Regions from separate parts of the Mus musculus genome. Here region 1 is linked to region 2. The links are chromatin loops, found by intact Hi-C in ENCODE. Cell type or tissue: left cerebral cortex. All regions are shown on one strand. Links, peaks and the distances in the headings refer to the core of each region. The heading gives the core; the rest is flanking DNA. Region 1 has its middle 52 kb from the start of Dnajc5b. Region 2 has its middle 4.6 kb from the start of Pde7a.

Region 1 (5,386 bases), core at 235-5,234, 140 kb after region 2:
CAGTAAGGAGCACGTATACAGATGTAGATACAGTAAAAACATACAATTCTCTGTGTGTAACTTTAGGTAACATTCATGTAAAATATAAAGCAAATATGAAACAAAGTGATAGGGAGTGAGTTCCCAAATAACAAAATGGAAAATAACCAGAGGTGTGGGAGAAGGAAAATGTGACTGTGAGAGACAAGAAATAATGAGAGAAGAGGTGTAAACACTGAGCCAGTCTTCAAAGAAATGAACTAGTGGCCAGAGAGATGAAAATCATAAGTCTTAGCATTCAAAGGTGTCTGCTAAGCTGCAAATGTCATTAGACATATCATAATACTCGGTGGCAATGAAGGTATCATGGACTAGCCCTATATGAATGTCTCTGTGAGCTAAATTTGCATGTAACCCATAAATATGAATATGTGTTGGGAATAACTAGTCCTCCAATGCAAAGGTGATCATTACAAAAGTGTTTATAATAATAAAAGCAGCGTTTGTGTTGGAGACAGGATGGAAGCAGAAACTAAATACTGTGGCCAAGCAAGCTCCAGCAATTGCACTTTATGTAGTAGTAGGCAGACGTTAAAATGGGCTCACATGTGAACAAAGGGGAGGGTAGAAGCCTCAACATGTACAGGACAACATTGCACGCCTTGTGTAATTACAGGTCCCCGTCATAGAAGAACCGATGTAAACAAACAAGCCAGGAGATTATTCATCCGAATGTCAGCAGATGTAAGTGCTAAGGAGTGAGAGATTCTCTAAAGAATGCTTTCCCTATTTCCCCAAATTTAAAAAATATATTGATGTTATGATCTAAAAATAAAATCAAGAGGAGAGATGATGCTTGTATTCAACAGGAAGTGTTTTCTATAGAAAGATTTAATAAATGCCACCTAAAGCTCATGAAGTGATCATCCACATGTGAGGCCACACACGCCAAAAGCACAGCTGGATGGTTGTAAACCACAAGAAGAAGCCAGGACCCTGCTGAGAGCTAAGGACAATGCCACCACAGATGGAAGCCAAGTGACAACCTGCAGGAGATTTTCCATGTGGTCATAGCTGTGAAACACTGTGAGGCTTTACAAACTCACCCGATGCTCACTGGTCATGAAACCAGCCTAGTTTATCTTCAACACATGTATGCCTCTGTCTTCCCAACCTTTCATACAACTAAGTTCATGGTGTTTATTCCACTACAGAATTACTAATTGGAAAGGAAATCAAACAAACAAACAAACAAACAAACAGAAAATCTAGTCGTTCTACCATCCACTAGGGGTTTTTGTTGTTGTTGTTGTTTTGATTGATTTATTGATTTGTCTCTCATGTATTACACCAAGACCACAGTTTCCTTTCCTTCTTTTTCTCAGTCCCTCCCTGTTGCCTGGGCCCGGACTACTTACTACCCACTCTACCTGCCCTTGGGGGTTAGAGGTGAGGTGGTGATGAACAGGTGAGAAACACCGCACAAGCTCATCTTAACCTTGCTGCAAGCTCCTTCAATATCATCCACCCACGCCCTATTGGTCCCAAGAAAGCATCTCTTCTAAACAACAGTTCCTGATTGGCTGGCATTGTCTGCACCAGCAACCCTTGGCTCTTAATTATTAGGCCTTCCTGCAAGAGATGCTTTTGTGGCTAAGCAGCCCTGGGCATTTACATGGAGGTGGCATCTTCATTCCTGCGATACCTCCCCTCTTTCCCAGATCCATTCCTCCTCCATTTCCTTCAGAACAGAACAGGTCTCCCAGGGATATCAACCAAACAGCCTAAGGTACAATAAGACTAGGCACCTTCCCTCATATCAAGGCTGGATGAGGCATCTCGGTGGGGGGAAAAGGCAACAGAGTCAGAGACAGCCCCCCATTCTCACTTTTAAGAGTCCCACAAGAACACCAAGCTATATGGATTTTTTTTTTCTTTTTTGTCCTACAGGAAGACCATTTCGAATGTCCACAATGCATTTGGGCTGGTAGTATCAACAGTCCAGGAAGTACATGGGTTTTACCTATAGTGTTGCTGCCATTTGTGGTGGAGGGTGTTTAAAGTGAAACATAATACAGCAGGAGCAATTTCCATTTGACTTTATAATCCTATCATCAAAATACCAAGGGAGAGAGCATATCATGTTTTCTCTGAACTGTGTCTTTTGCAACTTGAGAGTCAAGTTCAGGTTTCTTGACGTACCTCTGGTTATTAAATCTGAATTAATTATTGTGTCCAATTTCCTCCATCTACTCCCTCAGACAAGTGCAAACAAGCAAGGAAAGGTTACACCATGGCCAATAGAAATCACATCAAGGGAATGTTCAGACAATACAGTGATCTGCTGGTAGGAATTTGTTCACTGAGCAGAAACGAAAAGGTTCAGGGAGACACAAACTAAAACGTGTTGGGTATACCTCATATCCTGTTTAATTCACACTTTCCAGGTATGGATTAAATCATATCAAGAAAAAATTTCCCCTAACTATGAAAGGAGGAGGTTTCTTCTTTCTTTTCTTATCATCTTTTCTTCCCTCAGGAGAAAGTGGGTGGACCAGGTTCTTATGAGGAAAAATGTTTTTTTTTCATGGCTTGTGTGCGAAATGACTCATGATCTCAAACAGAAGTCTCTGAAGCTGGGCCTTGCCAAAGGATGTTAACTCCTCGAAGTGTTTTATTTCTTGTGATAAGTTCAAGTAACAATGAAGGAAGAATTAATGAAAAAATTTCATCATTTTGTCTTCTAAAAACTATACTTCTCTTCACATTGCCTTGTTGTCTTGGCCATAAATATCTATGATAGATTTGAGTGAAGGACACCGAAAGTTGGTTCTAGACAGGAAAATAAAAATGCTTCTTATTCTCTTTATTAAAAACAAAACTGAATGGTTCCCTCCTCTTAGAATAATTTTGTAGAGGTCTATTCATTGCATAGTGACTCAAAAGTAAAGAGAGAAGACAAAACTGAGGTTCCAATATTCTTTTGAGAGTCTGTACCTGATAGCCTAAGCATGTCCGGTCCAGTAGGCCTCACTGCAGGGCTTCACCATCTCTCAGCAGTACTGGCTGGAAGGGCCTTTGAGAAACACTTATTTGAGTTACAGCAGCTTTCAGAAGGCTAATTGCTGATGTGGTAGCTGCCTGCTGTATATTGTGGGTTAATTGGGACCATCTGATACATGGTAATTTAATCCAAAAGAATAATAAATCTTAATAATTCTCTGAGTAGTCATGATCCCTTTTAGTTCCTGACTGAGTGGAGGCCTCTTTGCTTCAGAGAGCTGGCCACCCAAATCCTTCATGACTCATACTTTGTATAAGTTTTGTACATGTAATTGAAAAAAATCTATCTTTTGAGTAGCTTTTTAGAGTATAGTATTATTTTTTAATTACTAAAATTGTTATTAAAATTTCTTGGTTGTTTTTTATTTAAATGTGTTCATAAAAAGCATTTAAAATTTAAAATTAGATTTATTTTAATTCATGTGATGAGCCTTTTGCCTGTATGTATGTGTGTGCACCAGGTACATGCCTGATACCCATAGATGTCAAAAGAGAGCATCAGACACTCTGGGAACTGGAGTTACAGATAGTTGTAAACTACTGTATATGTGCTGGGAACCAAACTTAGGACTTCTGTAAGAGCAGTGTCCTAAACTGCTGAGTCATCTTTCTAGCCTTTCAAAAAGCCCTTGTATTCTAGATACTTACCCTTATATCCACAAGATCGCTCTCATTCCTTACCAAAGAGCTACTTTTTTTTTTAAACAGTAGATGGAGGCTTTACAGAGATTTACAACTGGTCAAGATGCAGAGCTAAGTGACCATTGAGTGCCCAGCAACAGTTGATGCATCTAGATCAGTTACGACATTTCAGCTTACAAGGTGGAAGTGGCTGTGCGGCTTACTTGTCCTTCTTCTTTGATACCATGTTTAGGCTTTAAGTTGTCCTTGAAATAAAAACACAAGTCTTGAAACGGCTGGTATATACAATTCAGAGCCCATTCAGGAGTGAAAGCCAGAGCTGGGAATATAGCTTAGTTAAGTGCATTACGGTTCCAGGCTCAGTCTCTTACATTGTTAGCAAAAGGAAAAGAGATGAAACCAAACGTATATGAGATTTGTGTGATTGGAGAGCATTTTTTAACATCAAGAAACTCCGAACCGTAATCACAATGATAAGCTTAACAGAAAAAGATACTCTTTTAAAATCTGTTTTCCTTCAGATTAATTTTGTCTCTAATTTTTTACTTTGAGAATTACCGAGAGCTAAGCAATGAAATATGACTTTAAGACTTAGTATTATTTTAATTTATTAGTCTACCGTTCAGGAGCTTATTCTTTGATGACAATTTTTAAACATGTCTAGGCTTTTTGTAATTTCAAAGAAAATGTTTTTGATATTGTTTCTAACTGACCACATACATATACTTCTCAGAGTTATGAGCCTGATACTGTGTCCACTGGCTCATTCATATCACTGATGAATTCGCCATGGGTTGGCGAACAGTTCACGTCCCCAGAGATAAGCTTGGTCCTATGCTGCAGCTTGCAGAGGACTTAATTTCCCTTTATCTTAATTCTTATCTAATGTGGTCTAATGTAAGCAAGCTAGGTGTTCATCCGGTGTCCTAAATATGAGAAAACAGAAACAGAAACCCCAAGTTTCTTTCTCAGAATGTACGTTGGGGGCTTGGGGAAGGCAGCCTGGAAAACCAGCAGCTGAGCAGAGCTTCTCTTCTGTTAGCTATTGGTGCCTGTATTATCGTTCCACTCCATGCAAACTGTGTTCCGAGAACGTAGTCTGTTTGCTCTTCCTCAGAACACCGCATGTGTCTATTCTCATAATTGATTCTTTTAATTGTGCTTATTGGTAGTAAGAACCACACCTTTTCTGGAATGTCCCATCTGCATCTGTCCTATGAATCATTTAAGACCCTTTTCAGGTCACAGCATTTCCATGAGAACATTCCAGCTTGTGCTAAGTGGAAGGAAGTGTTCTGTCTGTGGACTCTACAGTACCACAGAACTCTCTACCTCTATCAAGTATGCTTCCCACCAGACTTGTTGACCACCAGCCTTCCTCACCAAGCCGTGAGAGGTTAAAGAAAAAGTGCCATGTGTTCGGGGCATTTTGTCCTCCACCTGCCCACACTCACACCTACACTTGTGCTCAGTTCTGGGGTGTGGTGGCCTTTAAAGAGCTAATGGAAGAACGATGACTCACTCACTGACTTAGAGCCTCCCTCCCCACCCTACACACCCTCACTTGCTTTCTCTTCCCATCCTTCACCCTATTCCTGTTTGCTATGAGTTGGCTGTGACTATGGCTGCTCTCTTTATACTCATGACGCTATCTAAGACTGGACTTTGGCTTTTAAGAGCATGTGCCTAGAAGTGAAGGAAT
Region 2 (5,386 bases), core at 204-5,203:
CATGTCTTCCACCATAGCATGCAGTATTATGTTTTCTGTATTGTTGGGAAGGCATTAGGGTGCATCAGAGGAACTCCAGAAAGGGTGAGGGGAGATGTTAAAGAGAGATTTCAAGAGATTGGCTCAAGATTGCTAAAGCTGATGTCTAGAGAGTAGATGGACAGACAGACAGTAATAGTGGACTTTGCATTCTGGGATCTGAAACTGATAAGAGAAAACTGCCAGGCTGAAAAGATAGGCAGGATTTCTTTCTATGCTGGAGTCTTCAGAAAGAAAGTGCAAATCTTCACTCTTAAACCCTTTAACAGAATAGACAAGGCCCAGCCACTTTGAAGAGGGTAATCTGCTTAACATCTAGAGATTAAGTGTTGCCAGCATCTTGACCTATGTTGGGCCAAACAACTGGATGTTACAGCCTAACCAACATGGCACAAAATGAACCACCACAGAGAGAAACTTTAAACTTAAGTAATGAAAGAAATCCCTTTACCTAAAGCAACAAAAAATAAAGAAATAGAAAAGAAAATCAAGATCCATACAAAGGATGCTTTTATACTTTTATATGCTAGTATGTTTTATACTATACTATACTATAATGTAGTGGAATACACAAGACTTGGATGTTTAACAAGAATGTCCTCTGAATATACAGACTTACAGCACTTTAACATGACCATGGAACATAACATAGTCCAGTGTATTTTAAACAAGATGATTCTAAAACTGCCCAAAGAAGATGGTTACTTAGTACAGTGCTATGAAATAGCAAAGTATGAATATGGATCAAAGAAGCAGAATCACTAAAAGTGGTGCAAAAAGGATTTATTGTAGAGATGTGTTACTATACCAGGCTTTCTGATGGAGAAGCTGGTGTGGTAAGGTTAGGAAGGAATGATTACAGGCTTATAGAAAAGCCACTAAAGTGGCAGCAGGGAGGGGACCTAGTAAAGAGGTTTATGAAAGCCTTCAGCTTCAATGTCTGGTAGTGAGTGTGAAGTCACTAGGCAGCTGCAAAGAAGTCAGAGGCTTGGACAAGTTGTGATCTATGAGAAGAAAATTGGAACCCTTGTTGTTTCCTCACTGTGTCTCACCCCAGTGACCCAGAAGATGCTCGTGCTGTTAGCTAAGGAGCTAGCCCTGGACACAGAGAATAGAGATGCTTCAGGCCTGGGGTACTACTCCTTACCATGAGGCAAGTTGACAGAACAAGACATTTGCACAATGTCTACAATGTTCTATAGACCTTCCACATATAATGACTTCATATCCACCTTTCAAATCTTGCAAGTCTTTGCTATGGGTAGCTGAAACCAGAGCCATAAAAATGGGGCATGGGGGATGGGGAAGAAGGCAACGTCTGGGAAATGCAGACCTAGTTAGCAAAATTGATTATCAGGGCAGAATCACTCCAGATCTATCCATGTCACCCTGACATCCATGATCACTTAAGCATTTCATACTTCTTCCTGGAATATGTAGCTTTCTCTTGTACAGCTCTAGCCAGATCATTCCCTATCCAAAAGAGATTATAAGGTCTTTGAGTTACATTCATTCCTACATGTGGCAAATGACAGAACCTCCCTAATATTCTGAAACTTAAAAACTAGCGTATAAGGCTACCTAGCATTAACCAGTATTGGAAGAGTGAGATAGAGAGAAGTAGAAAATAATTGATTAAGATGTACAGATCTATGTCAAAATACTCATACCTCTTGTCGTCTGTCCTTGTAACTGCATGTGCTAGTGTTCAGATGACTATCACTCATAAATGCCATCTCTCTCTCTATCATGACCATTGCATACTCAGTTTGCCTTCAGGAAATGTCTTAGCTGGTAAGGTTCCTTGCCTTATGAGTGGACCAAACCTTCCCTGAGCAATCTATTATAGGAAGTATTATAGTTTACCCACAGAGTCTGAACACCAAGTACCAAGCACAGTGCTAAAGTCTCCTGCATTTCTTCTTTGGCTGTGTAGCTATGGAGATGACATAAGCATCCCCTCCTGGCTCTGAGAGTTAACTAGGAGTCCAGAATGGTCCAGAATGGCCAAGTGGCAGCCTCAGCTTCCAATATAACTGAACTCTTACTATAAGCCCCAGGGGGAAATTCTCTTCTAGAACATTCAGAGGGAGCAACAACTCAATTTTGGATTTATACTTTTCATAACAATGAAGAATTAAACATCTGCTATTTTGGCAACCAGCTTCTAGCCATTTGTTATAGCAGATCTGGGAAACATACAGGAATGATACTCAGTTCTAATTCTGGGTCAGAACAGGTTTTAAGCTTCTTCTAGATTCATTTCTCTGTGCCAAATATAAAATTGTCCCCTACCCATGACAGAGCTGCTACACATGAACTCATAGCATCTGAGGCTGCCTGTCCAAGACCAGCACGGAATCAAGCCAATCCACATTCCTACATCTGTGTGTGTGTCTGAGGTAGGGGGCGCTCATGAGGCCCCACTGCTAGCTCATAGTTATTGGTAGATAATGGCTGCTTAAAGAAGGAGAGTCAGTTTTCTTAAGAGGTGTTGCCTCTCCTCTTAAAGGTTATCTATGCTCTGTGGCCTGGCCCTACATTCATGTGCATTTGGGCATTACTAATTGGACTCAAGTTTGTAAAGAGAAAAAAGAAAAAAGGAGTGGGAGGAAAATATGGGGGGATCTAGAAGAAGTTGGAGAGGGGACGGTGTGTGGGGTAAAAGGGCCAAAAGATTCTCACTTGACCCCAAAACTAGGGCCAAGAAACAGCTGAACTTGCCACAGAAACCCAAAAATCCCAACAATCCCACCCTGAAAAGCACCCCCCCACCCCCCCACCCCCCCCCACCCCACCCAAATACCAAATAAACTGTGACCTCTGTTCAGCTCCCTGCTGCTTTTCTCAGAGCAGAGGCAGCACCCTCCTTGGTTTTTCCCTTCCAATAGATCTCGGGTTGTGCAGTGTGACTTTGTGGCATTCCTTGGCTCCTGCTTGGCAGGATACTTCTTTGTCCAAAGCTGTAACTTTTTCACCAGAGCAGAGCTTTTCCTGGGGAAACCTGTCCCTTCCAGAGCAGAGCCATAACACTTCAGGTGGAGAAACCTTCTCTTTTCCTGCAGCCCTAGAGAACTGTAACACTTCTGTAGGAGAAGCCTTTCCCGGCAGAGCTGCAACGTTTACACAGTGGGGAGTTGATTAGATCAAATTACATTGGGACATATATGAAATTCTCAAAGAATAGGAAAAAAACCTTTAAAAATATAGGAAGATTTTAAAATGGGAAAGTTGTTTTGTTTTGTTGTTTAGGGCACTGCAGAAAACACATCTGCTTAATTAAAGGATTTGGGAGACCTGACAGAAAGGGATCACAAATTTTATTCTCTAGTTATAAATATTGAAACGACTGTGTGATATTTACATTCTCTTTCTAAAAACAGGCTCCTCTCTTGCTATCTCTGGGAGAATAGTCATGAAGAGCAGACGGCCCTTTCCTTCACTGTCCATGAATGGCCATGTAAATGTTGAAAAGAATGAATCTTAGAACAACAGATCTTTTATAGTGCACCTAAAAATGGATTACTAAGCAGTTTTTATCAACTTTTTTATTTTTAAATTATATGTACATGTGTGTGTGTGTTCATATACATGACCAAAAGTCCCTGATGACATGGGCACTGGAAAGCACGTCCTCTGACTGTTACACAGTTTTCATCACAAGTATCATTGAATTGAATGGTCACTTGTATATAAAATGGTGACATTTGGGGCTAAAGAGATGTCTCAACAGGTAAAGACACTTGCTAGCAACCCTGACGACCTAATTTCAATCCCAGGACACACATGGTAGAAGAGAGAACAACCTACTCCCACAAGTTGTCCTCTGACCTCTACATATGTACTGTGATACTTGCTCTCAAGCAGGTATGAGATTTCCTTTTAAAATTATAGCACAATTACAGCAGCAAGAGAGGGGAGAAAATACCTTCAAGTGCCTTTTCAATCCCCAGATTCTCTATACATTTGTATTTTCCATGGATATTTACCAAATAGCCACAAGTGTTTGGATATTCTCCTAGGTATCTAAAATAAGCCAGAGAGTGGTCCCTGCCTGAATGACATCACATAGTAATGGGGGCATGTGTAAGTAAGTAAGTGTGGGATTGTATAACTTGACATGGTGTTACTAGGGGCTTTATTTACTCGGCTTTTTGTCACTAGCACATGACTATGATAGAGAAGCTTACGAGGAGAACAATGGAAAGATCTGTGTGGATTACAGTTTTGCTGTTTTCATTCCATGGTTGTTTAGACTATTGTTGCGCCAGTGGCAAAGGAGCTTCATATCCTATGATATGAAGCTGCTCTCCCGATTTGGGTTAAAAACTTGCAAAGGACACAGACCAACCTCCTAGGGCATGTTTCAGAATGAACTCCTACGTGGTCTGTCTCATCTCAATGGCACCATAGGCTGAAAACCCTCTTGGCTTTTGGAAGGTACTTATCCAAACTATAGCTGGTACCATGACAGCAAAAGGTATACCAGAAAGCAGGACCCTGAGGCCAAGGAAGCTTTCCTTAAATGGTGACACATTATCACAGACCTCTATGAATGAGGAAGTGAGTTAGACAAGACCTGAGGGTTGGGAAGAGGCCTTTCCTGAACGAGAGACCCGGTACAGATGTCTAGTGCATAAGTAGCTCCAAGATAGGGAGAGCCTAATATCCAGAAGCAGGGCAGGCAGGCAAGCTCAGGCCACTGAAGGCCCTTGTTGGCCTGTTGGAGGACTTGTGTTTTCTTCTGAACTATAATGGAAAGCCAGTGCAATATTTACATCTGTGCTTTGCAACAAACTGGCATTCATATCTAATTTATATATGTTTTAAAATGTCTCTGGCTATAGCTTTATAGACAGTGGTTTCAAAATGGAAATCTGAAGCAAGGAAATCTTCCTAATAGTTTTAAATATCCTGAAGGAGAGATGAGAGATGAGAGATGATGGTGCCTTCAAGTTTTTCAGGCTGCATTATGCAAATTTATATAGTGTATATGCACAGATAAAGATCCAACAGTCCAAACGCCATCCTCCTTTCAAGTTTAAATCATAACAGTCACAGAGTTCTTTAATGTCCAGAGTTATTCAAGTTAGAAACCTGTAAGAGTTTCTAAATAACCTGTTTATATCCATTCCAGCATCTTATTCTTAGCTCAAAAAATTAAAACCATTCAAACTGATGAATAAAAAAGAAATACCTCTTTTAAAATTTCAAAATAATTTTATTTCTAGGGAAACAACTTAAATATAAACATTTTATAAGACCATGAAATAAATTATATGTTAGCAGAATAAAATTTATTTTTAACTGTTGAAACTTACATTAAAATTGATCTTAATCACAAGGA

The links. Hi-C counts contacts between places; a loop is a spot of excess contacts. Peaks named below come from ENCODE experiments on the same cell type or tissue, not always from the same donor. Only the 100,000 strongest peaks of a DNase experiment are listed, where the experiment ranks them.
Region 1: a loop joins it to region 2, with 2.5 times the contacts of the local background. A loop is called at or near these places in 6 of 42 quality-filtered maps.

What each region holds. Positions count from the first base shown.
Region 1 is chr3:19,453,983-19,459,368 of GRCm38, forward strand. No RefSeq gene overlaps it. Among named protein-coding and RNA genes, the nearest start is that of Dnajc5b, 52 kb to the right of the region's middle. In left cerebral cortex, for the core only: no CTCF peak of the experiment used is centred there; DNase peaks (open chromatin) are centred at 2,596 and 5,145.
Region 2 is chr3:19,313,239-19,318,624 of GRCm38, forward strand. No RefSeq gene overlaps it. Among named protein-coding and RNA genes, the nearest start is that of Pde7a, 4.6 kb to the left of the region's middle. In left cerebral cortex, for the core only: a CTCF peak has its summit at 2,442; a DNase peak (open chromatin) is centred at 2,435.